7 separate regions of the Mus musculus genome follow, and all the other regions are linked to region 2. Evidence: chromatin loops called from intact Hi-C (ENCODE). Cell type or tissue: left cerebral cortex. All regions are shown on one strand.

Region 1 (4,000 bases), 110 kb after region 2:
CTGCGAGAGTCTGGGCTGAATGAAATGAGAGGCTCTCAGGGGCTGACTTCTGGGGAAACAAGCGGCGCTGTATTTTGACTAGTTGGATTTCAGAGCCATTCTCTACAACATAATCTGAAATCCCAGCTCATAGGTGACTCACCTCTTTGAAACAGGTAAGTCTGCTGGTCAGAGTCACTGGTTCTTGCCCCGTGTCGGCACTGCATTTCCATCAGGGACTGTCTACTGCAACCAAAAGCAAGACCACCTGTGATATTCTATAGCCTGCAACAGGACACCAGCAAGCAGCCGCCAGAAGGGTGCGTGTGGGAAACAAGTCAAAACCACATGGCTGACCTTCATAAGAAAACTGACCCGGACTGAGGATACAGCTCAAGGCTGAGTGCTTGCTAGCATGCACAAGGCTCTGAAACCCTCAGTGCCAAACAACAGAGTAACCACCCAAAACAAAAGACTAACTTGGTTTTTAGCAACTATGAGTACCAGGACAGAAGGTGATAAAGATACTAAGTTGAGCTGTATAAAATCAGGAAATAACCCAACTCACTTTTTTCTTTTCTTTTTTAAAAAAGATGTATTTTATGAAATTCCTAGGCAAATGGATGGACCTGGAGGGCATCATCCTGAGTGTGGTAACCCAATCACAAAGGAACTCACACAATATGTACTCACTGATAAGTGGATATTAGCCCAGAAACTTAGGATACCCAAGATATAAGATACAATTTGCTAAACACATGAAACTCAAGAAGAACGAAGACCAAAGTGTGGACACTTTGCCCCTTCTTAGAATTGGGAACAAAACTCCCATGGAAGGAGTTACAGAGACAAAGTTTGGAGCTGTGACAAAAGGATGGACCATCTAGAGTCTGCCATACCCGGGGATCCATCCCATAATCAGCCTCCAAACACTGACACCATTGCATACACTAGCAAGATTTTGCTGAAAGGACCCAGATAGAGCTGTCTCTTGTGAGACTATGCCGGGGCCTAGCAAACACAGAAGTGGATGCTCACAGTCAGCTATTGGATGGATCACAGGGCCCCCAATGGAGGAGCTAGAGAAAGTACCCAAGGAGCTAAAGGGATCTGCAACCCTATAGGTGGAACAACATTATGAACTAACCAGTACCCCGGAGCTCTTGACTCTAGCTGCATATGTATCAAAAGATGGCCTAGTCGGCCATCACTGGAAAGAGAGGCCCATTGGACTTGCAAACTTTATATGCCCCAGTACAGGGGAACGCCAGGGCCAAAAAGTGGGAGTGGGTGGGTAGGGGGGTGGGGGGAAGGGTATGGGGGACTTTTGGGATAGCATTGGAAATGTAAATGAGGAAAATACCTAATTAAAAAAAAAAAAAGATGTATTTATTATGTATACAGCGTTTTGCCTGCATATACACCTGCAGGCCAGAAGAGGGCACCAGATCTTGCTGGGAACTGAACTCTGTAAGCGCTCTTAACCTCTGAGCCATCTCTCCAGGCCCCCCAGTCTCTGTTTTAAATGCCAGGCCTTTTCTGTGTAGCCCCGGCTGTCTGGAACTCACTTTGTAGACCAGGCAGACTCAGATGCCCTCCTGTCTCTGCCTCCTGAGTGCTGGGATTAAGGATGTGTGCCACCACTGCCAGGTACCAAACTCTACAGTGATAGCAAAGTGGGTCAGAGAAAGTGGCTTACTTCTGGATCAAGGCATTACAAAGCAATTAAATAGAATAAATTATTTCATTAGCTAAGAGAAAAAACTAACCTGCCCTCTTCTGGCCTGCAGGTGTATATGCAGGCAAAATGCTGTATACATAATAAATACATCTTTTTTTGTTTGTTTGTTTGTTTGTTTTGTTTTTTGAGACAGGGTTTCTCTGTGTAGCCCTGGCTGTCCTGGAACTCACTCCGTAGACCAGGCTGGCCTCAAACTCAGAAATCCGCCTGCCTCTGCCTCCCGAGTGCTGGGATTAAAGGCGCGGGCCACCACCACCCAGCTATAAATACATCTTTTTAAAAAAAGAAAAGAAGAAAAGAAAAATGTGAGTTGGATTATTTCCTGATTTTATACAGCCCAACTTAGTATTTTTCTAAAAAATAATGAACCCAATCTGCATCAGAGTTCACAATCACATGACATAAATTAAATTGCAGAACAATATCTATAACGATCATTTTGTAACTTAGACACAGGAGAGAATTCAGTATTATCTTCCTTTAAAAACACAGTGTTGGGAGCTGGGAAGGCGACTCTAACAGAGGACGTGAGTTTGGGTCCTAGCACCCACACCCTGTTTCACAACAGTCTGTAACTCCAGTTTCAGGGGATTGCACATCTTCTTCTGACTTCTGCTGGCACTAGGCATGCATGTAGTGTATATACAGACATACAGGCAAAACACTCACACATAAATACATCTTAAAAAGTTGGCTACAAATATGGTGCAGGGATTTGTGTGCATATCGATATGTAAAATTATAATGCAGGTGGGTGGTGGCTCACCAATTTCCTGTTTTCACAAAGTAGGGGAGAGGGTGTACTGAAGGATGGGGACACAGAGAGCAGCTCTGACTCCTAGTCCTTTGATAAAAAGGACTCTGGGGCTGCTGGGACGGCTGAGCTGGAACATCGTTCACGGACAAGCCTGAGTTCAGTGATGGGAACCACATGACAGAAGAGGAGAAGCTGCCCTCTGACCTCCACACACAAATCCATACACAAGGACCCACACTCCACCCATAAGTCATCAAAGCTGTTTAAAAAAAATTAAGAAATACTTGAAGCAAATGAAAGAAACAGTTAATTTAGAATGGACTACATAATAATTGTATTATTTTAATCTTCTATTTAAAATATCTTAAGACCTCTCCCAATAATTTTTAGCCAGACATATGGCATATGCCTTTAGTCCCAAGCAGCACTCCAGAGACTGAGGCAGGGGGGCAAGGTTGAGGCCAGCACGCAGTAGCAATTTCTAGACCAGTCTGGGTTAAAGGGTATGACCGGTTTCAAAACAAACGGAGTAAGTAAAAATAAAATTTTAAAGTTAGAATTTGGTAAGCATTTTTTTTAAGGTGGCTAATTCAAAGCCAGCTAGGATACTGAGACACAGAATGTTATTTTCACGGCGTGTGCTAAGAACACAGCCTGTACACTGCTCCTCTGTGGTACTGGCCTGTGTGCCAGTCTCCTTGCATCCTCTTACCTGCCTCCCTCTTCAATGTCATTGTTCTCTTTCAGCAAAATCGCGAGCTGCAAGGCCAGCTGCTCCTTTTCTTCATGAATCTTCTCTCTTGCTGCTCTCTCAGCGTGAAAATCTGAGCAGTACACCTCCATCTGTTAGGGGGAAAAGTTAGGTTACCATGGAGATGACCGTGGACTCAGGGATGATCATGAGATCAGGGTCCATGCTGCACCTGTAGACAGGCTTTGGGAATGACGAGACTTCTGTTGTGAGCGGGTGAATCATGGCTTTCCAATGCTATGAAACAGTAGATACAAGTTGCATATGTGTGGGTGCTTTAAACAATGGGAACTCCTAAACTGAACTGATATAAATGGCTTCAGGGATGCATGAATCATTAATTCAGTAGATTTTTTTTTTATAAAAAAATAGTATTCAGGTATAACATAGTAAATGGCTTACCAGAATGTTGATGTTAAGCTAAATTTAAAATAAATAAATAAATACACATTATTTGTTGAATTCCAGACATGTGTGTGCTCTTATGTTGGTTGCTTCTTTGACTTCATCACAAGTCCTCAGAGTCAGCTCTTGGTGATGGAACCAGGAGACTCTCTCGTCTGTTCAGGTCTGTGTTGCAAGTCCTGGGCTACACAGCAAGACCCTGTCTTTTAAAAGTTCTGGAAATATAAACTGGTCACTTTTCTAGTGAGCTTAATAGTCCTTAGTCTTAGGAAACTCTGGCTGAGCATGGTAGCACCGGCCTGTAATCTTAGTGTTCCACAGGCAGAGGCAAGAAGATGTTGAATTCTAGCCTAGCCTGGGCTACATG
Region 2 (4,000 bases):
TAAATCCTCAGCCAATTGTGTCTTGCCATACCATCACCATGCCCCAATGAAAGCCCTGCCTAATAAGGTCACTCAAAAGGGGGGGGGGGGGCGGGGAGTGTCATCACCTGTTAGGACTTCTGTGAAGAGGCGGGGCAGCCACCATCTGGCCCGTGTTCCATTTTGCTGTCTCACAGGTGTTCCGGGAGCCATCTTAGATCAAATCCCAAGTACAGCAGATCAGGGCTCTTCGATCCTGTGGCGCTTCTCTCTCCATTCCACTTTTTCCTTCACAAGGTTGACCTCCACATCCCCCACAAAGGAGGGTGGTGATGGTCTTCACCTTTGACCCCAGCACTTGGGAGGCAGAGGCAAGTGGAGCTCTGAGTTCAAGGCCAGCCTGATCTATAGAATGAGTTCCAGGGAACTCTGTTGCAAAGTGAAAAAAAAAAAAAAAAAAAAAAAGCAGAGAGAAAAACAGAGACACAGAGAGACACAGAGAGAGGTCTTTGGACACATAGTCTGGAGTTTAACATTCCAAGATAGGGTTACAAATCTGAGATCTTCTCCTGAAGGCTGAAGTTTAAAGTCTGAGGCTGGAGGAGGTGACTGAGAAAGCTGGTTTTCACAGAACGAAGATGTAAAAGGACTGACTACAGATCTCAGGAGAGGGAAGGTCAGTCAGAAAAGGAGGGAGAGGAAGCCACTGCGGGCCTACTCCACATGGCCGCACGCAGAGGATTGCATGGGATAGAATGCAGTGAGACAGAACCCCTAGATGAGCACATGGTGGCCGCTTGCGAAGAGCAGCTCGTTAGCAGGATGAGCTCAGAAATGACCTGGGCTTTAGAGAAAATCAGGAGAGAGAATCTAGGACTGCAGATATCATCTATCATTCTTTCAGGATTGGCTATGAAATCATTTCCTTTGCTTTATCTGCTTATTATTTTTATTTTTGTTTTATTGTGTGTGATAGCTTACTGTTAGTGTGCTTGCCTCTTATGGGGGATTCTGGGTTCTAAGCTCAGTTACCACAAGACAAACAAACAAACAAACAAAAATACAGGTTAGGAAACGTTACACACAGAGCCAGGAGGAAATTCTATCTTGAGTGCCACAATCTCTCATCCTGTGCTGGTCTTATGTCAGTTTAAGACAGATTAAAGTTAGCTGACAGGAGGGAATCTCAAGGAGAAAACGCCTCAAGAAGGTCCAGATGTTAGGCATTTTCTTAACTAGTGATTGATGGGGAAGGCCCAGGGCATGGTGGGTGGTGCTATCCCTGGGCTGGTGGCCTGGGTTGGTGGTCCTAGGTTCTAGAAGAAAGCAGAGGCTGAACAAGCTATGGAGAACGAGCCCAGTTAAGCAGCACCTGTCATGTTCTCTGCTTCAGCTCCCACCTCCAGGATCTTGCCCTGTTTGAGTTCCTGTCCTGACTTCCTTTAATGAGGAACAGATCAGTAAAAATGTAAGCCGAATGCACCCTTTCCTCTCCAACTTCCTTTTTTGGTCATGGTCATGGCGGCAATAGAAACCCTAAGACAGGCCCCAAAGCCATAATTCTCTCTGTTTTTTAGGGAAACCAGTCATCCTCAGAATGACGGTCTTAATCTTTCAATTCTGCTTGAGGTGACCCAAATTCAGACTAATTTCAGTTTTGTTTTCTTCCTTCTCCCTGCAGTTCCCATTTTGCACCAGGTGAGGGCAGTAAGAACACACCTATTTCCCAAGTGGGGGGTGGGGGGGGAATGCAGTCAGTCCTGCTTTTAAACTGTGGGCTAATTAAGCCGGTCTCTCAGGACATGGTCAGGCTTCCACCAGGTTGCTCAGGCTGGACAGATGAGGTTGGGAGATAAGCAAATGACCAAGCCGGCCCTGGGAGCTTCAGCTAAGCGAATCTCGTCCTAAAGGTCAAGGCACAAAGGGCAAATCTCTGCAACCTGAAAACAGGAAGTAGCCAGCTGGTTACTTGCTTGTCTCTCCTGGACTATGGCACTGTCACCAAATTATCTAATGAAAGCATTTAAGAAACAATAACATGTTTATGGAGTAACTAGAAGCAATCTAGAAGTAACTCTCTTAAGAGACCGAGAGACAAAGAGATTGAGATTATGTGTAGTGGTTGAATTTCAAAGACTTTAGGAAAACAGTTTTGTTTTGTTTTGGGTTTGGTTTGGTTTGGTTTGGTTTGCTTTTTCGAGACAGGGTTTCTCTGTGTAGCCCTGGTGGTCCAGGAACTCACTTTGTAGACCAGGCTGGCCTCGAACTCAGAAATCCCCCTGCCTCCGCCTCCCAAGTGCTGGGATTAAAGAAAACAGTTTTTAGCTACATAAGAAATTTTACATGTTATACTGGCTGGTGAGATACACAGTGGTTAAGGGAGCTTGCTGAACAAACCTGACCATCAGAGTTCGATCCCCAAAACTCAGGTGGTGGAAAGAGACTCAACTTCCCTGAAGATTATTTCTCTGATCTCCACAAACAAGGATGCAAACATACATACATACATACACACACACACACACACACACACACACACACACACCACACCCCATCACCACTACCACCACCACACACAAAAATGTAATGTAAGTTATCCTAGACCGTGTGGATCGCTCTTCTTAAAAACTAACAGCCAAACTTTCTAATATTTTAGGATGAATTCACGCTAAATTTAATGTCTCTTCTGAATAACACAGATGATTTTAATTTTTAGTGGGAGAACTAGTCACATAGATTAGTTGTTCATAGATTAAAACTACCAAGTTAAAAGGGTGGCTCAGATCCCTAACGGCCTCGGGCTGCTCGGCTTGCATCACCCCAGTCGCAAAATTTCGGACCTTGCAGATTAGAACAAAGACACAGCGGCGGGGAGCAAGGACTCCAGACAGCCTAGGCTCGCTCCCTCATCCCCAGCTCCCCAACCCCCAGCCTGGGGGAGGTGGCGCTGTGTCCTGCCCTTGGACAGAACTCCACCCTCTACTAGGAGGCGGGGCCTTGCCGTAAGTTAAGTGTGACCTGGGCGCAGCAGTTTCGTCTGCTGGCCCCCACCATGAATCTTACGCGCGCCGGCGCCCGGCTGCAGGTCCTTCTGGGACACCTCGGCCGACCCTCGGCCCCAACGATTGTATCCTTTGGGCTGTGGAAGGGCTCACAGGCTCGAAGGAGCCTCTCCGCCCTGGTGGTGGCTTCAAGGACATAAGAGAGCCTCTGCGCCGCCATCTCTTCCCTGTCTCCATCCCTAGGGTTCCCGGGTGGAGGCTGCATCCCCAGAGAGCCCTCGTCTTCTGGAAGGGCTCTCTGGTGGGACTTCTCTAGGCAGCATTTTGAGCCTTCAAGAAACCGTGGTTTCTTGCTGGTGTAAAGCGGGAAGCATAAAGCGAAAGGTGACGACGTCATCACAAAGAGGCTTGCCATTTTTTGAGTTGACTTCTGCATCCAGAAACACCAAGGACAGTTGCCCACAGGTGCTTGCCTGTGACCAAGGCCGGCAGAGGCAGGGATTCTCAGAGGTCAGGAGGAGGCGCCAGTCGCCAAAAAGAGAAGGCTCAGGACCCTGTCCAGCAGGTAGCTAGCTGCCCATCTCCACCTGCCCTCTGTCTGTCACCATCCCACTAGCTGTGTAAGCTCCCACTCCAGGGGCCAGGTGTCCCCAGTCTCCTGAGGACTGAACTGGTTCCCGGAAAGCGACTTCAGAAGCGAGTGCCTGGTGATAAATGCTTGTGATCCCCCTGGGAGGTGCAGGTGCAGACTCGAGGGTTGGTTGGTTGGTTGGTTGGTTGGTTGGTTGGTTGGTTGGTTGGTTGGTTTTTCGAGACAGGGTTTCTCTGTATAGCCCTGGCTGTCCTGGAACTCACTTTGTAGACCAGGCTGGCCTCGAACTCAGAAATCCGCCTGCCTCTGCCTCCCAAGTGCTGGGATTAAAGGTTCGTGCCACCACCGTCCGTCCGGCAGACTTGAGGATCTTAATGGCCAGCCATCCTGGCCAAAAGTGACAGACGGTCTAAAAAGCAAAACAAAA
Region 3 (4,000 bases), 110 kb after region 2:
TTTGTCACATGACCTGCCTCGAGTACTAAAGATTGCTCACACGCATCATTGTACTGGGTGCCTAGATTTCTTTTTTTTAAAAAAAGATTATTACTTTGTGTATGTATGTGCTCATGTGTTCACGAGCAAGGGCTGTCTGTATATGCTAAGCTCCTCTCCAGTTCCCTGGTGCCAAGTTTTCAACTTACTATGTTTAAAACTGGCCTTTGGATTTCATGGCTTTGGGCTATATTATCTATTACTGTTTAAAGGAAATACAAATCTAAGCCTCGCATAGTGCTGCACACCTGTTTTCTAGCATTTGGGGCCAACCTGAGTTACATAGTAACACCTTGTCTAAAAAATTCTATTATGTTAAAACTATAATTACCAAAAGGTATGTAATATATATATATCAATCATCATTTTAGGAGGGTTCCATCAATTCTGGGTGATGCAGCATCTTGCGGTGCACAGTAAGTGTTCATGGTGGAGACTCACTTCTGTGGTGTGGAATCTCTGTGCTATCCATCGCTGCATCAGTGCTGAGAGCATTATCTACGCTCTGTTGTGCACAAGTCAGAGCTGGTGAATGACCAAGAGCATCTACCAAAACCAACACCCATGCACAGTCATGACACAGACTCCAAGCCACAGGGCAGAAAACAGCCATATGGGCTATGCAAGGGAACACAAGGCTCCCATGATGTTCCTCTAGTAACGGCATTAAAGCCACAGGCACAAACTCCTCTCTGTGGGGTTTGTCCACAATGGGCAGCTGGCAATAATGAGCCCCCAGGTAGCATAGAATCTAATGACATCATTTCTAAGTAAAAAACACAAGGACGTAAAGACATTGGGGCCCTCCTGAGAGAATTCTGGTCATGTATTTTTGTAAGATAAACTGGTAGTGTTTAATTTTAAAATTAGCAATGTACATAATGATGTAATCTCTCTTTCCCTCTTCACTGTGTGTGTGTGTGTGTGTGTGCGCGTGCGCATATGGGAACATGTACATGTGGAGGCGGGAGGACAACCTCAGATGTCATTCCTCAGGTGCCATCCACTTTGGTTTTTGAGACAGCGGCTGTCACTGGCCTGGGTCTTCCCAGCTGGGCTGGACTGGCTGGCCAGGGAACTCAGGGATCTCAGCACTGGGATCACAAGTAAATGCTGCCACGCCCAGTGTTTTTCAACCCTGTGTCTAGCATTTCTATTTAATAGCAACTTTTAAGAAAAAGACCCATATGAAGCTAGGCATGGGGACATGCCTGTGTGATCAGGGGTTCAAGGCCATCCTTGGCTACATAGCAAATTTATGGCTAGCTTGTCTTTTGAGGCCCTGTCGGAAAACAAAAACATAAACAAAAAAACCCAAAACCCACTTTCCCCAAAACACCATTTATAATAAATAGTATAAGTTACAAAAATATTTAGAAATAAGTCTTATACTAGTACCTGGGAGTCTAAAGTTGGCCTTGAACTATTAATTTCCCTGCCTTTATTTCTCAAGTGCTGAAATTTCAGGTGTGCACAACCATGCCTGACTTTCATTTTTTAAAAAACTCCACTGGGTAGGTACGGTGGTGCAGGCCTTTAGTCACAGCCCTTGGAAAGCAGAGGCAGGCAGATCTCTGTGAGTTGAAGGCCTACCTGGCCTACATAGTAAATTCCAAGTCAGCCAGAGCTAAACAGTGAGACCACGTAGTGACAAAACAGACAAAAAAGAATGAGGAGGAAGAGGAAGAGGAAGAGAAGGAGATGAAGAGGAGGAGGAAGGAACTGGCAGAAAGAACATTAAAAAAAAATCACTGTTATGTTAAGCATTGCCATTCTCACAGTGGAAATGTCTCGGGGGCATCACTCAGGCCAGACTCTAGCCTGACTCTCACCTGAGCCCTGAGGACGGCCATGGTCTCCAGGTCTTCCTCCTGCTTAGCGAGCGTCTGCTTCATCTCATCCATCTGGAGCTGTTTGGATGCCAGAGCCTGCTCTGCCAGCTCCAGCTTCTCGCTGAGCTCCTGCAGCAACATCTTGTCCACCTTTTCTGCCTGAAAAATACAACTTTATTCTAGAAATGGCTTGGAAACGATGCAGCTTATTTTAGGAAAATATAAAGCTTTACACTTAAGAACTGTCAGCTCCAGTCTGTTACTCAGCCATGACAACTCATTCAGCAAGCTGTAGTCACTTTTGCCTTGCCAATAAGCACTTCCTTGGCTAAAACACGTTCTTTCTTGCTTTTTAAAGATTTATTTGTTTATTTATTTATTACATGTAAGTACACTGTAGCTGTCTTTAGACACACCAGAAGAGGGTGTCAGGTCTCACTATGGATGGTTGTGAGCCACATGGTGATGTGGTTGCTGGGACTTGAACTCAGGACCTTCGGAAGAGCAGTCGGTGCTCTCACCCACTGAGCCATCTCTCCAGCCCAAACACTTTCTGAGAAGGTAACAGCGAGTGAGCGTAGCATAGCACTGTTCCCAGTAGATGAGTTCAGATCTCAGCACACACGAAACCAGATCAATGTCCCATGAGAACAAGCCTACTCTGATGAGCCTGAGGCATGGATACTATTATTTATCTTGTTACTTTAGCTTTGATGTTACTTTAGTTTACATTTAAAAGGGATCAGGTCCTTATTGGACAATGCAGCTCACACCTCTAATCCCAGCACTCTGGAGGCAGCAGGGATGGGTAGAACTCTGAGTTCAAGGCCAGCCTTGTCTATGCAGTGAGTTCCAGGCTAGCCAAGGACACATAAAGGCTCTTTCTCTAGATAAACAAACAAACAAACAAACAAACAAACAAAAGGTTCTCTCTCTTTTTTTAAAGCTATAGTTTAAGAGAGTTATAAAATTTTTTTGTTTTTTAATGAAGTAAAAAGGCCTGGGGGATTACCCAGTCCCTAGTGCCTGCTGTGTGTATGAGATCTGAGGCCAGTTCCTCAGCATCCATCTAAAAGGTAGATATGGTGATAACTCTTGCTTGCAACCCTAGTCCTGGGGATGCAGAGACAGGAGGGTGCCTGGTTTGCTGGCTGGCCAGCCTAGCCAATTGGTAAGCTTCAATAAGAGAGACCCTCAGAAACTAAAGTGGCCTGTCTCAAAGAAAATACCAAAGTCAGCTTTTGACTTCCACATGAACATGCCAATATGTACATGGACCCCACCCCCTACACCCTGCCCCCTCTGGAAAAGGAAAAGAAAACATGGTGCTTATGTCAGAGACCTGTAATCGTAACTACTCAGGAGATTGAGCAGTAGGCTTGCAAGTTCAAGGTCTGCTCAAGTAACTCTGAGACCCTGTAAGAGGGAAGGCAGGAGGGTGTAGCTCAATAGTAGAACATTTGCCAAATATGCAAGAGGCCCTAGGCTTATTCGAACATCCTTACTAATTTAAACTAAATGCTGTAAAACCAGGGTTCCAAGTTCAGTGCCAGCAGGCAAGATGGCCTTGCACAGTCTCAGCCAGTAGATGGCTATAGCTAGCTGTCTCGCTCCACTGTTGACAAGGAGCCCAGGCTCTCAGCTTTCCTACAGACACACCCTCGGGAAGTAGGAAAAGCCCTTGCCCTGCCTGGAGACATCAGCACCCCCTCCATACACAAGTCACGTTTTATATACAAGCTGAGGTGAAAAGCTATAATAATTCTGTTACAACTGATAACCGCAAAGCAGTTCTTGAGAGTGGATTTAGTTGAGGGGTCATTTGGTGGTTCAATCCCCAGGCTATGGAAGTACCTTTGCTCTGTAAATACCTGTTGCTTGGTTAGTTCTTCAATTGTTTTCAGTGCCTTATTATGTTCTTGAAGGAGCTTGTTGTGAGTTGCCTGCAGAGTGGCTAACCTGGACCTATTAAAATGTGATATTAAAAGTGGAATAATGAGGGAAATATCACAGAAGCCCATCCTCCTGTCTCCCTAACAGACTTTGAAAACTCAAGTAGAAAAATCTCTTGGTTTTTTTCCATCCCACCAACTTTTAACTCTCAGCTTGACAGGACCAGGAGTCACCTG
Region 4 (4,000 bases), 160 kb after region 2:
GCTGCAGTATGGCCTCCTCATTCAAATACATTTCCACCAGCTTTCTGTTTTCAATGGTTTCCTTAATTGCTTAAGCTTGGCTGTCTTGGAACTTGATCATAGACCAGGCTGGTCTCAAATTTAGAGATCCCCTGCCTCGGCCTTCTGAGTGCTGGGATTAAAAGTGTGTACCATGCACCTGGCCTTAAGTTTTTTAAAACTTCCTCTGAACAAGTTGGAAACTTAACTGGGTGGGGACTTGCTCTGAGGTCACCATTCCCTTTATCTCTTGGCCTCAGGCTGTTCTTTAATCTGTTTATACTTCCTGGCACCCCTTTCTTCTCAAACTGTATACTTTGCATTTCCCTTCCTCAGCTTGTTTCTTTTCAGTATAGATCTGCATAAGACTGGCCACTGATCACCATACAACTTGGTCGACAATAAGCTATTTTGAAATCTCCTCTGTCAACACAATCCAAAACTTTTGAATTTAATCTCAGGCAGACTTTTTTGGACAAAAGCAAAATGCAGTCACATTCTTCACCAAAAAAGAGTGCTCTTTAGGTCACATAATAATATTCTTCTCTAAAACCTCTTAAGCTGGGCCCTCACAGTTCCAATCCTTTTCAGCACCACTGTCTTTCATGCTCCTACTAATATGGTCCATTAAGCCCTTCTCAAAGCATTCAACTGCTTTCCTAATCCAAAGTCCCAAAGTTTACATTCTGCCAAGAAGAAGCCACATGGTCAAGCTTATCAGAGCAACACCCCACTTCTGGTACCAACTTCCATCTTAGTTAGGGTTTCTATTGCTGTGAAGAGACACCATGACTACAGCAACTCTTATAAAGGAAAATATTTAATTGGGGATGGCTTACAGGTTCAGAGGTTCAGTCCATTAATGTCAGGTGGGAAGCATGGAAGCCCAAAGGCAAGTATGGTGCTGGAGAAAGACCTGGAAGTTCTACATCTGGACTGGCAGGCAGTAGGAAGAGTAAGTGAGCCACCCAGCCTGGCTTGTGCTTCTGAAACCTCAAAGCTCCCCCCACTCCCTTCAGGAAGGTGTCTGGGAACGATTTACCTCCTAAATGTGCTCAGAGATGTTGTGTTTTTCCTGTAACAATTTACTTGATTGTTCTCAAGGATGTGATATTTCTATTTGTGGGATGCTTTGTTGTTCTCCTGTCCATTTCTCACAAAGCTGGGGATAGGAATAGCCCATTCCTGGACTAAGATCTTGGAGGATGCTCTAAGACAGATATGCTTGGGTCTGAAGTTAGTTAGGGGCAATCCTGATTCACAGTTAGCTTCTTAGTGAACTGAAAAAACACTTGATACTTTACTAATATAATGTATAGGACCTGTGTTAGGTTTCTCCAGCAAAATGGGACGGAGAGGGAGAGGGAGAGGGAGAATGAAGCAGGAATGTCTAAGGTTTATATGAGGTCATCAGGCTGGAATTTCAGGTAAGAATTACAATTGATGTCTGGACTCCAAATCCCTCAAGTGAGAAACTGAGGCAGGGTTTCTCTGTGGCAATCTGGTTGAAGAAAAATTTCTTCTACCTTGAGAAACTGCAGTCTTTACTCTCAAAGCTTTCAAATGAAAGGACCCACACACAATATGGAGAATCACACGCTTTATGCAGAACACCAATCACATAAAGAATGTGTCTCCACAGAAGTATCTCCAGTGGTATTTGGCCAAATGCAGGGCATTTTAGTCTGGCCAAGTTAATGCACACAGTTAACTATCACATGGGGGAAAACTTATCAGTTTTTAAAGGTTACTGAGGGCTTGAGAGGCTGAGGCAGGAGGATCAAGTTTGAGGTCAACCTGGGTTACATGGCAAGACCTTGGTCTAAACAGTTATTATTATTTTTTTAATTTGAAGAAAAATTTAAAATTTGAAAAGGCATACGGAGCAGCTGATGTTTCTCCAACATCATCCCGGTGTGGGGAGGTAGAGGCAGAGGATCAGGAGTTCATGTTCACCCCTAGCTTTATGCTGTCCATGGTTCATCATCTCTTATGGCCCATATTAGTCATTGTGCCATTCAAAAGCCACAGAGCAAGAGAAACATGTTTCACAGCTCCTACTGTATCCTGGACCCTAGGGATGCAACAGTGGCAAGATGTGGTTTCTGCTCTTCATTGTGAGCTGACTTGGCTGAGGCTATAAAGCAAAGGTGCTTTGTGAAATTCAGAGAGGATAACGTAAGGTAACTCAGAGATATGCACAGGAAGTTGCATATTTGCAATAAAGCCACACACAGCAGAACTATTAGATCCAGGCACTCACTCAACGTGGATTCTGGGCTCTTCAGCTCTGATCTCTTCAGCTCTCATTTGCTCAGACTGTCTATGTCCAGCAGATGGTGCCAAATGACTGTCTGCAGTCAACTGGCAGTCCCTCTCAGGGAAAATCCAAATTGAGCCTATGAAAGAAAGGTCAGCATTTTTAAGGAAAGTGCTCTTTGTCAGACTAAGACCTTTTAATTTGTCCCATTTTAATAGTACATATGTATCAAGATAAAAAAAAAACAGACAAGGAAATGGCCTCCTTTGCTGGGATTGTGGAATTGTAAGACCCCCGAAACTGGGGAGACCTCCGCTCAAGTCCCGGGTTGAGCTGGTCGGCACCCCGATAACACCTGATGCAAACTGCAAGACGCTTTATTGTCAGCTAGCTGAGGGGAGTTCGATCTCGAGCGGTAACAGTAGGGGGCTTTTAACAGCTAGCTGAGGAGTTGGGAGGAGTTTGGCTACAGCTCTTCTCTGGCGGGTGTCCTTGGTAAAATAACAAGGCATGAAGAGTGAGGAGTGAGCTGTAGCTCTTCTCTGGGGAATCTATCTCCATGTCCTTGGCACAGGGAGCCAAGCAAGCGCCTGGCTAGGTCTCCCCACAATCATCGAGTCTCTGGCTGTAAGGCACAGAAACAAAAAGACTTTTTGTTGGCTATAGAGAACAAAGAGCTTCTTTCTGGCTGTATTTTAAGAGATCAGGGAAAACAAGCTTGGGGAATGTCCAGGGGCTTTACCTTTCAGGGAGAAACGCTCTAAGTCGGGGTCTCACAGAATTATGGGAACAGAGGTCAGGAAGTACTTCAGTAAAACAGCACCCCAATATAGACTGGCATATGAAACTCCAATGACTGAGCATACACGTGTGTATTCATATATTTTGAGTCTACACTTGTATAGAAGTGTATGTATCATGTATGCATATGTACATACGTGCCTGTGTGTGAATATATGGGTAGAAGTCCAAGTGTGTGCGTTTTTGTAATGTGTCTGTATGTGTTGAGTATTTGCAAGTAGGTGCCTATGGTCACATACAAGCATACTCATGGTGTATGTGGAGTGCCTGTGTATGATTGTGAGGAATATGAGTGTGAGTGTGCACATGTGGATGTGTATATCCATGTGTGACTGTGTACACGTATATGTTTACTTTTGGGAAAAATTAAAAAATAAAATAGATGAGGAATGGAAGGTTTGACATATTTTTAAAGGGCAAAGGTACAATTGTTGAGGCAGTGGAAATTGGGAGGATGGAGCCTAAAAACCGAGAAGGACTAAAGCCTCAGGCCTTAGCCAACCTTACTCAGAGCATCAGACAATCTATACTCTGAGAGTTAAGAAGAATCGAATGAGTACAGTTTACAATCACAAAGACAAACCACACATGGCGGTAACATGTCTGTCTACACGGACATAAAACCAAACAATAGCCAGCTCCAATGAACAATCTGAAGTCAACTCCCTCCTACCCACCATACTTGGGAGGGACATTTAATCACATTTCAGAAAGAAGTTGGCATTTGGAAGAAACAGGTCACAAAGACTCTTGTTTACTTGGAATTTTCTCACACGAACTCAGAATTCTTCTTATCGGACTCCATTTTTGGAAAGTGTTCTGACATAAAATACTTAGAACTTCCTAAGAGAGTTAAGATATTGGAGGTGTGTGTGTGTGTGTGTGTGTGTGTGTGTGTGTGTGTGTGTGTGTATGTGTGTG
Region 5 (4,000 bases), 800 kb after region 2:
AAACAGCAAGTACGTGCACAGAGATGCCTTCCCTGGTGCCCAGCAGGCACAGCAGGGTGACCCTACTGAGAGCTTCAGCACACTGCACAGGTCTGTCCCAGGGATCTGGGAGCACAGCTGACAAGGCCACCCTCCGACTTGTCTCTGGGGGACACACTGCAGATGGGGTACAGGAGGGGTGGAGGGAAATAATTACCAATATTTAGCTGTGGGACTCTGCACTTCGAGCAGGCTTGAAAACTGAGGTCCTGGAAAAGCAAACCAAGCCCAGAAATAAGAAGGCCGAGAGGGCAGGAGGAGAGATAAGCGCCCAGAAACACAGATACACCCGGGAATCACCACCTCCTTTTCTCCGAGTCATCAGCACCCTCCTAAACCCCAGCAAAAGGTTCATTTTACGGAGCACGTGTGAGACTGTATCTTCATGTACAGATACCGATCAAAACCAGAAACCGATCAAGTGGTGGAAGAAAATAACTTGAACTTCAGACTCTTTCCGCGGCGCTGAATTCTTTCACAGCCCCTGTACCTATCTGAGGCGCTTCAAAACAAAACAAAGCCAACTCATGCGCAGGAAGGGAACTGCAGCTGTACTGAGTGGCACATGTTCAGAGCTCTGATGACACACACTTTTGATTATTTCTGCTTTCTGGAGATGTAACCATCAAGCATGAGCCCCGGAGAGAACCGCCCCTAAAGACTCACTGATCCTCCTCCCACCCGGACATGAACCCCAGCGCCGGGCATCTGACCCTATGGTGAGATGTACACACAGATGAAGCTCTGACCACATGTCACTCTGAATACTGCGAAATTCTTCCCTCCCATCATCCTGAGGCCAGCCAAAGTCTTGTCTACACCTAGTACGTGCATATGTCAATTCCATAGGAATATATGATGTAAGGGTAGGACCAAAAGCTGAATTTCCTCGTGACCACTTTCGTCGGCCCAGTGCGCCCATACACACGATGAGTAAGTGCACACAGCCAGCGATCAGCGAGATCCACCATGCTCAGCCCACAGTCACGCGTGGGGAGAAAATCAGTGGAGGGCGGTGGTGGCAAGGGAAAAGGAAAGTCGCCCGCCCGCGTGGGCTGTTCTCTGCGCGCCCTGCGCTCCCCTCCCCCGCCCAGGAGAGGTGTCAACCGTGGGCGCAGACCCACGCGGTGGACTCGCGGAGGGTCTCCATAAGAGCGGACTATGGGACAATGAGGACGCATCGACCAGCCAGTTTCTGCCGCGGTGGCGGTGGCGACGGTAGCAGCAGGAGCAGCCGACGCTGCTGCCGCCACCGATGCTACTTCCACCCGCTGGTCCCCAGCACCCACTTACGTTCCGAGGGTCTCCTTGAACTCGAAGATCTTCTTAATGTCTTCTGCTTGCTTTTTCCAGGAGGAGCTGCTCTCGCCGTTCTCCCGGGCCATGGCAGACTAATGCTGTAGGGCGGCCGAGGGTTGCGCTGGGGAAGGGGCGCCGGAGGCGCGGCGCGGGCTCCGGGGGATGCCCGGCGCCGGGATGCGGAGCGGGAGGATGCGGAGCGCAGGGAGGCTCGGGCTGCCGCAGAGCTTCCTCTTCGGCAGTTTCCTCTTTCGCCTTGGCTGCTGCCGCCGCGGTCCCTCCCTGGCTCTAATTTCTACTGCTCTCCGGCAAAGACTTCCTGCCTCTGCCGCCGCCTGCCAGCCTCACTTTCTGCTACTTTCTTGCCTGGCTCCTGCTCCCTCCCCGCCGCCCGCCCCACTCCCCCAGCCCGCCTCCTCCCGCGGGCTCCCCGCCCTCCCAGTGCACCCGGCAGCCTCCCCGCCTCCCGCGAGGCGGCCTTCGGGGATGTCCCGCTCCCCCTCCCCTCCCCAGGAGCTCCGTGCTTGGGCGCCGGGATGCAGCACTTGACCACGGAGCCACGCACGCTCCCAGGCCGTCCGCGCACCCTGGGTCCCCGGGCGAGGGCGGGTGGGAGAACCCAGCAGGTGCAGGGCGCCGGAACGCGCGGGGGAGCCCTAGCCTTTAGGGAGCTTTATTATGAAGTCAATGCTGGGGGCGCCCGGGCTTTCCCTCTTCGAGCAGGAGGGGGCGCCTCTGCTTGGCGCTCGGAAGCTCTCGGCAAGGTGGGGTTGCGCGGCTCACGGTTGCGGGGCGCCCAGGGCGGGGCGCCTTCGCATACCCAAGAGCCGGTGACCCAAGCCTGCTGTGCAGGAGGGCGGGTGGGGGCTTGTTGTCAAGGCAATGGGCGGCGGCCTGGATGGAGCCATCGGCAGGCGGGCGTTGACTCCTGGCCGCAGCTTTGCCCCAGCAGGCGCTCCCGGAGCTCGGCAGTCACCTCCGGACTCCGCTGCTGGAGCTAATTCGCATTGCACCAAAATCTGCTTCACGTCAGTTTTGGAGCAGCTAAAGGAAACCTCGGGATGTATCGGACAGGCACGCCCAAGACGAGCCAATCACCGCCTGGTGGTCCCTTCCGGAGTAAAACTCCAGGGGTTATTTGGCGGCCAAGTGATGGGTGGATGCGGGACATGGTGGCTGGCCTGGCCCAGAACTGGAGTGACTGGACTGACTAGTGTTTGAACCCTTCTGATTTCCTCTTTCTCACTTTACTCCTGATGCTCTGAGGCCGTGGCCAAATTACACCGATTCAATGGAAAGACGCCTCTCTCTAGCGCCTTCCCCCATCAGCATACCCCGCAAGTGGCTTACTTAGAAGGTTAAGGTAGAAGCAGAGATACATTTTCCTCAGGCCTCTGGTCTCCAGAGTGAACTTTGACCTGCCCACTCTCACCTGGTATTCACCTGTTAGAGGACAGTAGGCAGCGTTTCCAGTTGGTCCTTTGGTTCAACTGGCAGGGACTACTACCTCATGATAGGAAATGTTAAGTTTTCTTTGTAGCAAGACTTCCTCTCCCTTAGAGCTGTTCGGCTGAATTGAGTAAACAGCCCTGTCTCTTAACTGGGGACACCTGTCCCATTTTCCCAGGACTGTTCCAATTTGAGAGGGGGGAGGAGGAGGAGGTGTGAATCTGCTTTCAGAAAAAGAAATCCCCCCCCCCCAACACCTCCCCATTGGTTCAGACTGGCCAGAGGCTCTGCCTTGGAGCCCTTTGTGGACTCCCAAGGAGGTTAGAAGAAAAATCTACCTATCCCTAGATTCTCAGTGCTGTTTTCCACGTTTCTTTGGCCCTTAGTCCTAAGCTCTTGAAGCTGAGAACAGCAGAGAAGAGGGTTATAACCATTGGTTGTTTAGGAGTGTGACAACCGAGTCATATGATCATCATGTTAAGTGTATTTACACAGACCTGGATGCTGCACACACCCAGCCTGTGGGATACACACGCTCACGGGCTTGGAGGTTGGGGAGAAACAGCCTATTGCTCCTAGAGCCATAATGAACAAAACATGAAATTAAATCAAGCACAAGACAAAATGATGCAATCGAGAGGCACGGTAAATACAAGATACAAGAGGGTACTGCCGGCATAATATAGCAAACTGACTTACAGTCAAGTTTTCTTTCACAAGCAGAAGAAACATAATCTAAAAAAAAAAAAAAAAGTCCAACCCACTAAATAGATAATTCAGTAAGAGTCATTTACTATCAAGCATTGTCTACCTAAGGAATGATATCTACAGTATTTCTAGGCAAAGCACACCATCGTAGGTCTGTTTACATCACCAATACCACAGACCCATGAGTAATGGGTCACACTGATGTTATGACTGGCTAAGAGGTCACTGGGCCATAGGAATTTTGCAGCTCCATTATAATCTTATGGGATTAACGTCAGAATGTCATTATGCCCACATGACTGTGCTTGCTTTTACAAACCCAGAAGAAATCGTACAAACAATATCTGAGGGGTGGGGGTGGGGGTGGGGGAGAACTAAGGAACCTCTCTCCAAGATGGAGACATGCCCAAAGTCCAAAGCATACAGCACCCCTCCAGTAAGAGCTGTATACACTGTATCTTATTGCATAAAGCATGGGTCAACAGAACCCAGCGACACTGTCCTG
Region 6 (4,000 bases), 71 kb after region 2:
TGTTTTTTTAACTTTTAATTCCTAAAGTTGTTCTCTTAGGGGTGTCTCTTTCTACTTTCCAGGGAGGCAAGGGTCCTAATCTGGGTGACCCTGTCAATGTGGCCCACTTTCATTCCCATCTTCTAGTTGGCATCCCCTCGCACAGGCTAGTACACAGGTAGATGGTCACAGATGGTTGCATTCTGAGGCCACATCCCACACATTCCCCCTGCCTGTTGTGTCTGAGGGAAGGAAGGCTTACACGAGGACATATCCAAAGGGAAGCAAGGTTTGGGAGAACAGCTAGTTTAGAAGTGAAGAAAGCAAACCTGAACAAACTGCCCTTGCCTCTTCAACAGCTGCACTTGGCATTCTGGCTCAAGATAGAGAATTCTGGCCTCAAGGATCTGGGTAGGAATTCTTTTCCCTCCTTCACCCCTGTCCTTAACAAGGGGTCCATTATACTTAGGTTTTCAAGTTCAGCCCAGGATTCCTTCACTAAGAGCCAAACACTGTCATTCCTAGTGAGAACGATGCCAAAGGTAACAAACCCAGCAATCAGAGTGAGCAAATGTCACAGGCAAACACCAATAGACCGATCTGTACTTGAGGCTGCCCTTGGCAAGTGTGGCTTCAGGGCTCGATTTTTCTCTTCCTTTCTTTCTCATCACTACGCCCTAATTTTGAAGAGGTTGAGAACAATGCGTCAAAATTCCTTAGTAATTTCCATTCACTAGTCTCACATATTTTATTTACAAATAGAGGGAGGTGGGGTTCAACTGGGAGGTAGACTGGTAAAGCACTTGCTCACCAAGTTCAAGGTCCTGGGCTCAATTCCCAGCACCACCCAAAACAAACTCAGGAAGCTGTGTGCTCTGGGGCGATTTTATTTACTCTGACTCTTTGAGTAGAGGCTGGTGATTTTCCTAAGCCCCACAATGAGTCGTCCTGTGCTTTCTATACACTTCTGTGCTTTCCCATTTGGTTGGGTTGTTTAATTTCTAATTAATTTTCAAACAATAGTGTTCTAATGCTTTAGTGAGACTGTCATAATTTGGGTTGATGAGACAGTCAAAGAGTAAAACTGCCCAGTCTCAAGCCTGATTATGCAAGTGAGTTTGATCCCCAACACTCACATGATAGAAGCAGAGAACCAACTACTTCCAAGTTACCCTCCAACCTCAGGCACATTAGCTGTATCTACTTGTTCTATAACTGTTAAAGAAAACACACACGTATATATATACATACATATGTATGTATGTGTATATATATATATATATTGAATAAACTCACTCTTTTAAATGACAATAAATGGGCAGTGCACATCATCTCTAGACCAGTGGTTCTCAGCCTCTGGGTGGTGACCCCACTAGGGAGAAGGTTGGATGGCTCTTTCATAGGGGTTGCATATCAGGTAGCCTGCCTCTCAGTATTTACATTATGATCCATAACAGTGGCAGAATTACAATTATAAAGTAGCAACAAAAATAATTTTATGGCTGGGGGGGGGATGGTCACCACAGTGTGAGGCTATTAAAGAGTTGCAGCATTAGGAAGATTGAGAACCAAGGCTAGACCACACACAGCAATCCTTGGAGTACTTCATGGCTAAAGCAAGCATTTGTATTCAGAACATAGAAAGAAATTTTACAGCTCATCCTAATGGTACAAACATTTGGCTGGTCAATAGCATATGACAAGATGCTCAACAGAACTGGCTACAAGGAATTAAACCACGGTGAGATGTCACCATACACTGATCTGAACAGCCAAACTTAAAAAAAGGCCGGGGAGATGGCTCAACAGTTAAGACACTTGCTGCTTTTCTAGGTGAGTGTGGTTCCTGCACCCACGTAGGGCAGCTCACCATAGCCTGTAACTCCGACTCCTGAGGATCTGATGCCCTCTTCTGGCCCTCTGTGGCTACTCGTACGTGTGTGCACCGCACACCCACTCATATATAAATTAAAAAAGACTGACAATATCAGGTGTGGGTGAAGCCTTGGAGCAAATGGGAAATGGAATTCCCATACATTTACTAGATGGTGTGCCAGAGGGCACAAAAGCTTTCGAGTTCCCTATTTTCCACTCCAAGATTGGTTGCCTTTTTTTTTTTTTTTTTTTTTTTTTTTTTTTTTTTTTTTTTTTTCCCCCGAGACAGGGTTTCTCTGTGTAATCCTGGAACTCACTTTGTAGACCAGGCTGTCCTTGAACTCAAGAAATCCACCTGCCGCTGCCTCCCAAGTGCTGGGATTAAAGGCGTGGACCACCACTACCACCACCACCCAGCCTTCAAGATTGTTATCTAAAAGACTTTATCTTTCTTGCCTGGAAACAGGATTTTGTTTTTTTTTTTTTTTAAGTTACTTTTTTCTAAATAGGAAAAAAAAAAAAAGAGAGAGAGAGAAAGAAACCTAAAACAAACAAAATATTCTGAAGATAGATTCAGAACAGCCAGTTTCTGCTACTTGCCGAGTGCTTACCCAGTTCTGAGTGCCTGATAACGTGACATGGCTCTGATAGTAAGTCAAGAAAAAAGATAAACATGTAGTGGATTTATATGAAACTATTTAATAGTTGGTAATTCACTAAAAGGCAGGATTAAAAGGTTAGTTCCATTAATGAATATTTTCAAGGCCCATGGGTAGGTAGTTCTCTCCCCTCTCCTCACCCCTGAATATTCTGGGAAACCATACACACACAGACACACACACACATGATGAACACAAATTCAACCTTCCAATAATATCTGTGAGCGTGGGAAGGGGTTCCACTGTGTTTCTAATTATTTAGGAGTTAAAAATAAAATTAAAGAAATAAAGGCACCCACACTCAGGTCCCCAGAGCTCTGTAAGCACCTGGACATCTTATAGACATCAAAGACCCAGCCACGCCCTGAGCAGATGAGAACACATCTCCCACCGGCGGCCATCTGCTGTTCCTGATCCCTGCATGTGTGCTGCGGACTTCAGGTACATCACTCTCCAGATTAGTCCTAAGCCTTTAGTTCTTACTAATAATATTCCCAGAATATTCGGGGTGAGGAGGGGTGGAGAGAACCACCAGTGAGCCTTACTATTTTCTTTATTGAGTTTAGAAACCAAAGCCCAAACCCTGTTGTAAGCACAAAGACCTCTAAAAAATGGTGGCCAGACCTTAGGGAAACAGGGACTACAATGGTTAGCGCCTTCAGCCCACACAGAGCAGAGACAAAGCTGGATGCCACCTGGGGCATGCAATCTTTGGCTCTAAAGCCTCAACCGTGTATTTCCTAGAACTGCTTTCCACAGAATTACCCTCTTGTCTTGGACAAAACCAAGTCTAGCTAGAGTTTAGATCCTGCCAATTTATCTTACCCTTAGACAGGACCAGCATTCACATGGGTCAAATACCGTTAGAAAACAGTTTGTCCAGCTAGCCTAATCTAAGAAGTACACATTTACTGTCATTAGCTATGCTTTGGCCTTCGTGACACACACAATAGTAAGCACACCTGTAGGCCTACCCAGAGTCCTGGGTTCTGTCTGTGTAGCTGGTTTCTGAGTCACGTTTCACAGCCTCTCAAGTTGTACATTTGCTTTTATTAGGAGCATCAAACTTTATTTTAAATAAACCCACACTAAAGGTGAGGAGAGCTTAGGCATTTCTATCCGAGTCCCATGGCACTGTAGGCAGAGAAACTTTTCTCCATACGAAGGAACTGAGTCACAAACTGGCTTGCTGACTTCCCGTCAGAGAAAAAGCTGCAATCACAGTCAACAGAAGGAAACCCTGGTACCCAGTGTCAGTAGATCCAGACTACACAGAGGCAGCGCTATTCATCACCAGAACCAGGGGGGGTTGGGACATTACAGACAAGCAGCCTGGGCTTCATGTTCCACATAAGGACTGAGCACGGAAGTGGGGAGAGACCCATGCCATGTTAGCTCTCTTGTCTCTCGTGCCCACGTTAACACCTGAAGGAGACACAGAGGCAAAGTTCTTGAGTCACCTTTCAGTTCTGGGGCAGGCATCTGTG
Region 7 (4,000 bases), 95 kb after region 2:
TGGCTCAGTGGTTAAGAGCACCGACTGCTCTTCTGAAGGTCCTGAGTTCAAATCCCAGCAACCACATGGTGGCTCACAACCATCCGTAATGAGATCTGATGCCCTTTCCTGGTGCATCTGAAGACAGCTACAGTGTACTTAGATATAATAATAAATAAATCTTTTTAAAAAAAAGATAGAAAGATAACATTGAAGCTAGGTATGGTATCAAACTCCTTTAATTGCAGTCCTGGGGAAGGTGGAAGCAGGTTGTCAGAACCCTGGCCATTCTGCCAAACAGTGAACGAACTCTGAGAGAGGCCCCAGAGGGGAAAGGCAGAGAGAGGGCCTTTAACCTCAAGTATAGCTTGCTCCCTGGATGGTTCTTGGACCTGATTTCCAGCCTCCTTCAACAAACATTTGCATTCAATTTATAAGACATGTTTGTTCCTGTTGTATGTGGGAGCATGGCTATAGAACCCACTCTGGTAAAAGGATTGGGTTTTGGTGCACCCCGAATCTGGATATGGCCTTCTGCCTTGCTTTAGTGTTTCCTCAGATATAAACCCTACCGTGTAGGCCAGGCAATTGTGCTTAACTTGTTCTGTTCTGGCTTACGGTATACTTATTTACATTCTGCTGCTTTCAATTATCCTTAGAACCACATCCACAATGCCCGCCTGAGAAGCAATGGGTGGGTACCTTCTTCCTTGTTTCTATTTCCTCAATTCCCTGTGTTTGCATCTTCCTGCTAGATTAGCTTGCTTTCAGCTTCTTGAACTGTTTTCAGCTTAGGCATTTTGTCTAGAAAGCTCTTTTAGAGTACTTTCTCATCTCCAACTAGCTAATTTCTGAGCCTTTCTAGTCGGCCATACCCCGAAGGTTCCCTCTAGAGCCCCTCTGCCCTAGTTAACTGCACATTTGTCCACCACTGTGTGCTTGTTATAAGGATCCTCTTCAGAGTGCACCACCACTGTCCGGCAGAAATAAACTTTTAAAAAACAAAAATAAAAGGGCGCTCTTAAAAAAAGAAAACAACCGGGTTGGGGAGGTGGCTCAGCGGTTAAGAGCATTGACTGCTCTTCCAAAGGTTCTGAGTTCAAAGCCCAGCAACCACATGGTGGCTCACAACCATCTGTAAGGAGATCTGACGCGCTCTTCTGGTGTGTATAAAGACAGCTTACATATAATCAACCAATATTTAAAAAGAAAGAAAAAAGAGAAGAGAAGAGAAGAGAAGAGAAGAGAAGAGAAGAGAAGAGAAGAGAAGAGAAGAGAAAAGAAAAGAGAAGAGAAAAGAGAAGACAACCCAAAACGGGCTCCTTAAGCACTCGAGCCCTCCATCTTCCAGCCCCGGCGCCTTGCCCGTTCCAGCCTCGGCCAAAGGTCGCCTGCTCCGCTGGATCCAGATCTCGGCGCCTTTGCCCCTCAGAGCCCGCGCCTCTCCCTCAGACCCCAATCCCTGCGTGGATGCCCAGAGTTCCGGACACACGCAAACCCCGTGACGCTTACCTAAGACCCGGGCCTCTTCCCGGTCCACAGCGGATCCCGCCAAAAAACTAAATTGGGCTCCGCCCAACTCTGACGTCGACGCGTTCATTTGTGGAGGACGCTCTGATTGGCTCCACCGGAACTCTTGGACCACACAGATCCTTGGCTGGGGGAAGCACCGCCTCTCAGTAGAGCAACCTGATTGGCCATCTTTGTTATGGGCAAAGAACTTCCGGTTGGTGAGGCTGCAGATTCCCATAATTAAGATTCACATAGCAGAGCTCCAGCCCATCTCTGTAAGTTAACACTCAACTGGTTTCCCTGCTGGAAGTAAACTTATTGAAGTCCCAACCAGTTTTGCTGCTCCTATGTCCAGTTTAGATATTAGGATTTGAATAGAGAGAGAGATGAAAGTTTCTACTTTTCACTCTGTCTGACCTACAGGAACTACCATTTCTTCAGATTTTGTTTCTACACCTGTAAACGAGGGAAAGGCTAGATATTTTTGGACGCAGAAAACAATATCCCTAGAATAGTGCAGATTCAGGGAACTAGATTATGTCAGAGTTGAGAATAATTTATCAGATCATTCTTCAGTAAAATTCAAACTTTTCTTTACAAGTATTTATACATAGGTCTAAAACCATTTTCCAAATGCAGAATATTTACCCTCCATAATTCCAAAGACTTCCATGCACAGTTTTGTTGATGTTTAAGACAGGGTCTCTCCAAGAAGCTCTGGCCTTGACCTTTCTGTGTAGATCAGGTGAGCCTTGAACTCAAGACTCTGCTTCCCACCTACTGGGTTTAGAGTGCCTGCCTGGATTACTTTAAAACAGTATGTAGCAGGATCCAGAGTGTCCTGGGATTCCTCCTCCCTCCCCCTCTTCCTTTTCCTTTGTGCTGATGATTGGATAACGGGGTTCATGGATTCTAAGCATGCCCTGTGCCACTGCCATGGAGCTGGATTCACACCCCTGGCCTAGGATTCTTGAAACCTGCCTCAGCTTCAAGAGTGCTGGGATTACAGTGACCACACGCACCTCCAAGTGACACTCTTTAGAGTCTGAATTCATCCACTAGTTGATTTGAGATAAGACAGCATTGGTGTCTCTATCTCTCCACTCTGTTTACCCAGTGTGTGACTAGAAAGCAAAGAATCTTGATGCCTGGACACGGAGTTTTCTTCTTCTCCATCTCATCGTTATCAAAGCCTGTGCTCCTGGCTCAGGATTAGGAATAATTCTAGTATGAAAATTTCACAGTGATAAAGAGACTTCAATAATTAGATAGGCCAGTCCTTTTTTTTTCTTTTTTTTTTTTTTTCAAGACAGGGTTTCTCCGTGTAGACCTGGCTGTCTTGGAACTCACTCATAGACCAGGTTGGCCTCGAACTCAGAAATCCGCCTGCCTCTGCCTCCTGAGTGCTGGGATTAAAGGCGTGCACCACCACTGCCCGGCTGATAGGCCAGTTCTTGTTGGTCCTCTCTAGTTCCTTTCTTCCCTGTGACTTTACAGATAACCTTTGCTTCCCATGTGATTCCAGGAATAGGAAACAGTATCAATCTAAGTGTTCAAGCACAGATGGATATGGAGAGCTAAGCAATTTGTACTAATTGGTTTGGTGGCAATTTTGAGGAAAGAGGAGGAAGTGATTTGGGGTAAAATAAATTCAGAATCCAATGCCTGTGGGATATTGAGGAGAGAGAAAGAGGGCAGAGGAAACTCAGACAGAGGCTAGCTGGTCCCTTTCTGACTTGTACAACTAGTTGTTACTTGAGGTGATCCACTTTAGCAGGGAACATGGGAAATCCACATTTAAGGGACATGATAGAGTCCATTTGGTTTCATAATGGCATCTGAATATGTTTGGCTTCTTGGTTCTGTGACAACTTCAGGCAGGAAGAAATTAGAAATCCTGAGAACATTTAACTATCAATGCGCAAGCTGACTTAAGGCAGGACAGATTTGGTTCTATGGCTCCTAGAGCTGGATGAGGCAGAAGGGTATGTTGATAAGGCGGAGCATGGTGGAAGGTTTGGTGTGCTTGCACAGAGCTGCTCGACTCATGCAGCCAGGAAGCAGGAAGACAGAAGAGCCAAGAGCAAATTTACCACTTCTGCTCTCAGTGACCTCTTCCTCCAGCTAGGCCCCGCCTACAGAGTGCTACCACCTCCCAGAAGCCTTTTGTTTTGGCTCAGCTATCCTCGAATGTTCCCCGTAGACCGGGCTGGCCTTGAACTCAAGAGATCCACCTGCTTCTGCCTCCCAAATGCTAAGATTTAAGGTGTGTGCCACCACCACACTGTAGCTGGTCTTTCATTACTTTGTGAGTTCTTTCTTCCACCCTTTCAACCCCACAACACCAAATAAAAGAAAAAAGGATAAAGAGATCCCTGAATAAAGTCAGGGCTCAGAAATGGGGAGACATTGTTAAGACTACTTCCTGCTGATTAGGGCCATCCGAGTTTTTGGGACAAGTTTGGTCTTTGCCATCAGGATGTTTAATTTCTTCTTGTTTCTTCTTTGC

The links. Hi-C counts contacts between places; a loop is a spot of excess contacts. Peaks named below come from ENCODE experiments on the same cell type or tissue, not always from the same donor. Only the 100,000 strongest peaks of a DNase experiment are listed, where the experiment ranks them.
Region 1: it touches region 2 in a loop (3-fold over the local background); 13 of 42 quality-filtered maps call a loop at or near these places.
Region 3: it touches region 2 in a loop (2.8-fold over the local background); 9 of 42 quality-filtered maps call a loop at or near these places.
Region 4: a loop joins it to region 2, with 2.9 times the contacts of the local background. A loop is called at or near these places in 3 of 42 quality-filtered maps.
Region 5: a loop joins it to region 2, with 3 times the contacts of the local background. A loop is called at or near these places in 3 of 42 quality-filtered maps.
Region 6: it touches region 2 in a loop (2.5-fold over the local background); 25 of 42 quality-filtered maps call a loop at or near these places.
Region 7: it touches region 2 in a loop (2.1-fold over the local background); 16 of 42 quality-filtered maps call a loop at or near these places.

What each region holds. Positions count from the first base shown.
Region 1 is chr2:5,023,925-5,027,924 of GRCm38, forward strand. Optn (optineurin) reads right to left here. Exons shown (of 14, transcript NM_001356487.1): 12 at 3,190-3,320; 13 at 143-225. Among named protein-coding and RNA genes, the nearest start is that of Mcm10, 13 kb to the left of the region's middle. In left cerebral cortex, CTCF peaks have their summits at 1,426 (motif pointing right) and 1,728 (motif pointing left); no DNase peak of the experiment used is centred here.
Region 2 is chr2:4,916,039-4,920,038 of GRCm38, forward strand. It overlaps Phyh (phytanoyl-CoA hydroxylase), which reads left to right and starts at 2,958. Exons shown (of 9, transcript NM_010726.2): 1 at 2,958-3,106. The coding sequence starts at 3,032. It overlaps Gm46728 (a long non-coding RNA gene), which reads right to left and starts at 418. Exons shown (of 3, transcript XR_001783222.2): 1 at 108-418. In left cerebral cortex, CTCF peaks have their summits at 1,659 (motif pointing right), 1,861, 2,963 and 3,173; DNase peaks (open chromatin) are centred at 1,700 and 2,962; H3K4me3 peaks cover 1,751 bases; H3K27ac peaks cover 2,254 bases.
Region 3 is chr2:5,029,389-5,033,388 of GRCm38, forward strand. It overlaps Optn (optineurin), which reads right to left. Exons shown (of 14, transcript NM_001356487.1): 10 at 3,743-3,836; 11 at 1,872-2,030. Among named protein-coding and RNA genes, the nearest start is that of Mcm10, 19 kb to the left of the region's middle. In left cerebral cortex, no CTCF peak of the experiment used is centred here; a DNase peak (open chromatin) is centred at 2,036.
Region 4 is chr2:5,077,887-5,081,886 of GRCm38, forward strand. No RefSeq gene overlaps it. Among named protein-coding and RNA genes, the nearest start is that of Optn, 16 kb to the left of the region's middle. In left cerebral cortex, a CTCF peak has its summit at 2,363 (motif pointing right); DNase peaks (open chromatin) are centred at 2,353 and 2,737; H3K4me3 peaks cover 307 bases.
Region 5 is chr2:5,712,814-5,716,813 of GRCm38, forward strand. Camk1d (calcium/calmodulin-dependent protein kinase ID) reads right to left here and starts at 1,949. Exons shown (of 11, transcript NM_177343.4): 1 at 1,333-1,949. The coding sequence starts at 1,424. In left cerebral cortex, a CTCF peak has its summit at 2,048 (motif pointing right); DNase peaks (open chromatin) are centred at 726, 964, 1,680, 1,949 and 2 more places; H3K4me3 peaks cover 2,815 bases; H3K27ac peaks cover 2,848 bases.
Region 6 is chr2:4,987,181-4,991,180 of GRCm38, forward strand. Mcm10 (minichromosome maintenance 10 replication initiation factor) reads right to left here. Exons shown (of 20, transcript NM_027290.3): 20 at 3,544-4,000. Among named protein-coding and RNA genes, the nearest start is that of Ucma, 13 kb to the left of the region's middle. In left cerebral cortex, a CTCF peak has its summit at 1,914 (motif pointing left); no DNase peak of the experiment used is centred here.
Region 7 is chr2:5,011,214-5,015,213 of GRCm38, forward strand. It overlaps Mcm10 (minichromosome maintenance 10 replication initiation factor), which reads right to left and starts at 1,578. Exons shown (of 20, transcript NM_027290.3): 1 at 1,492-1,578. In left cerebral cortex, no CTCF peak of the experiment used is centred here; a DNase peak (open chromatin) is centred at 1,625; H3K4me3 peaks cover 373 bases.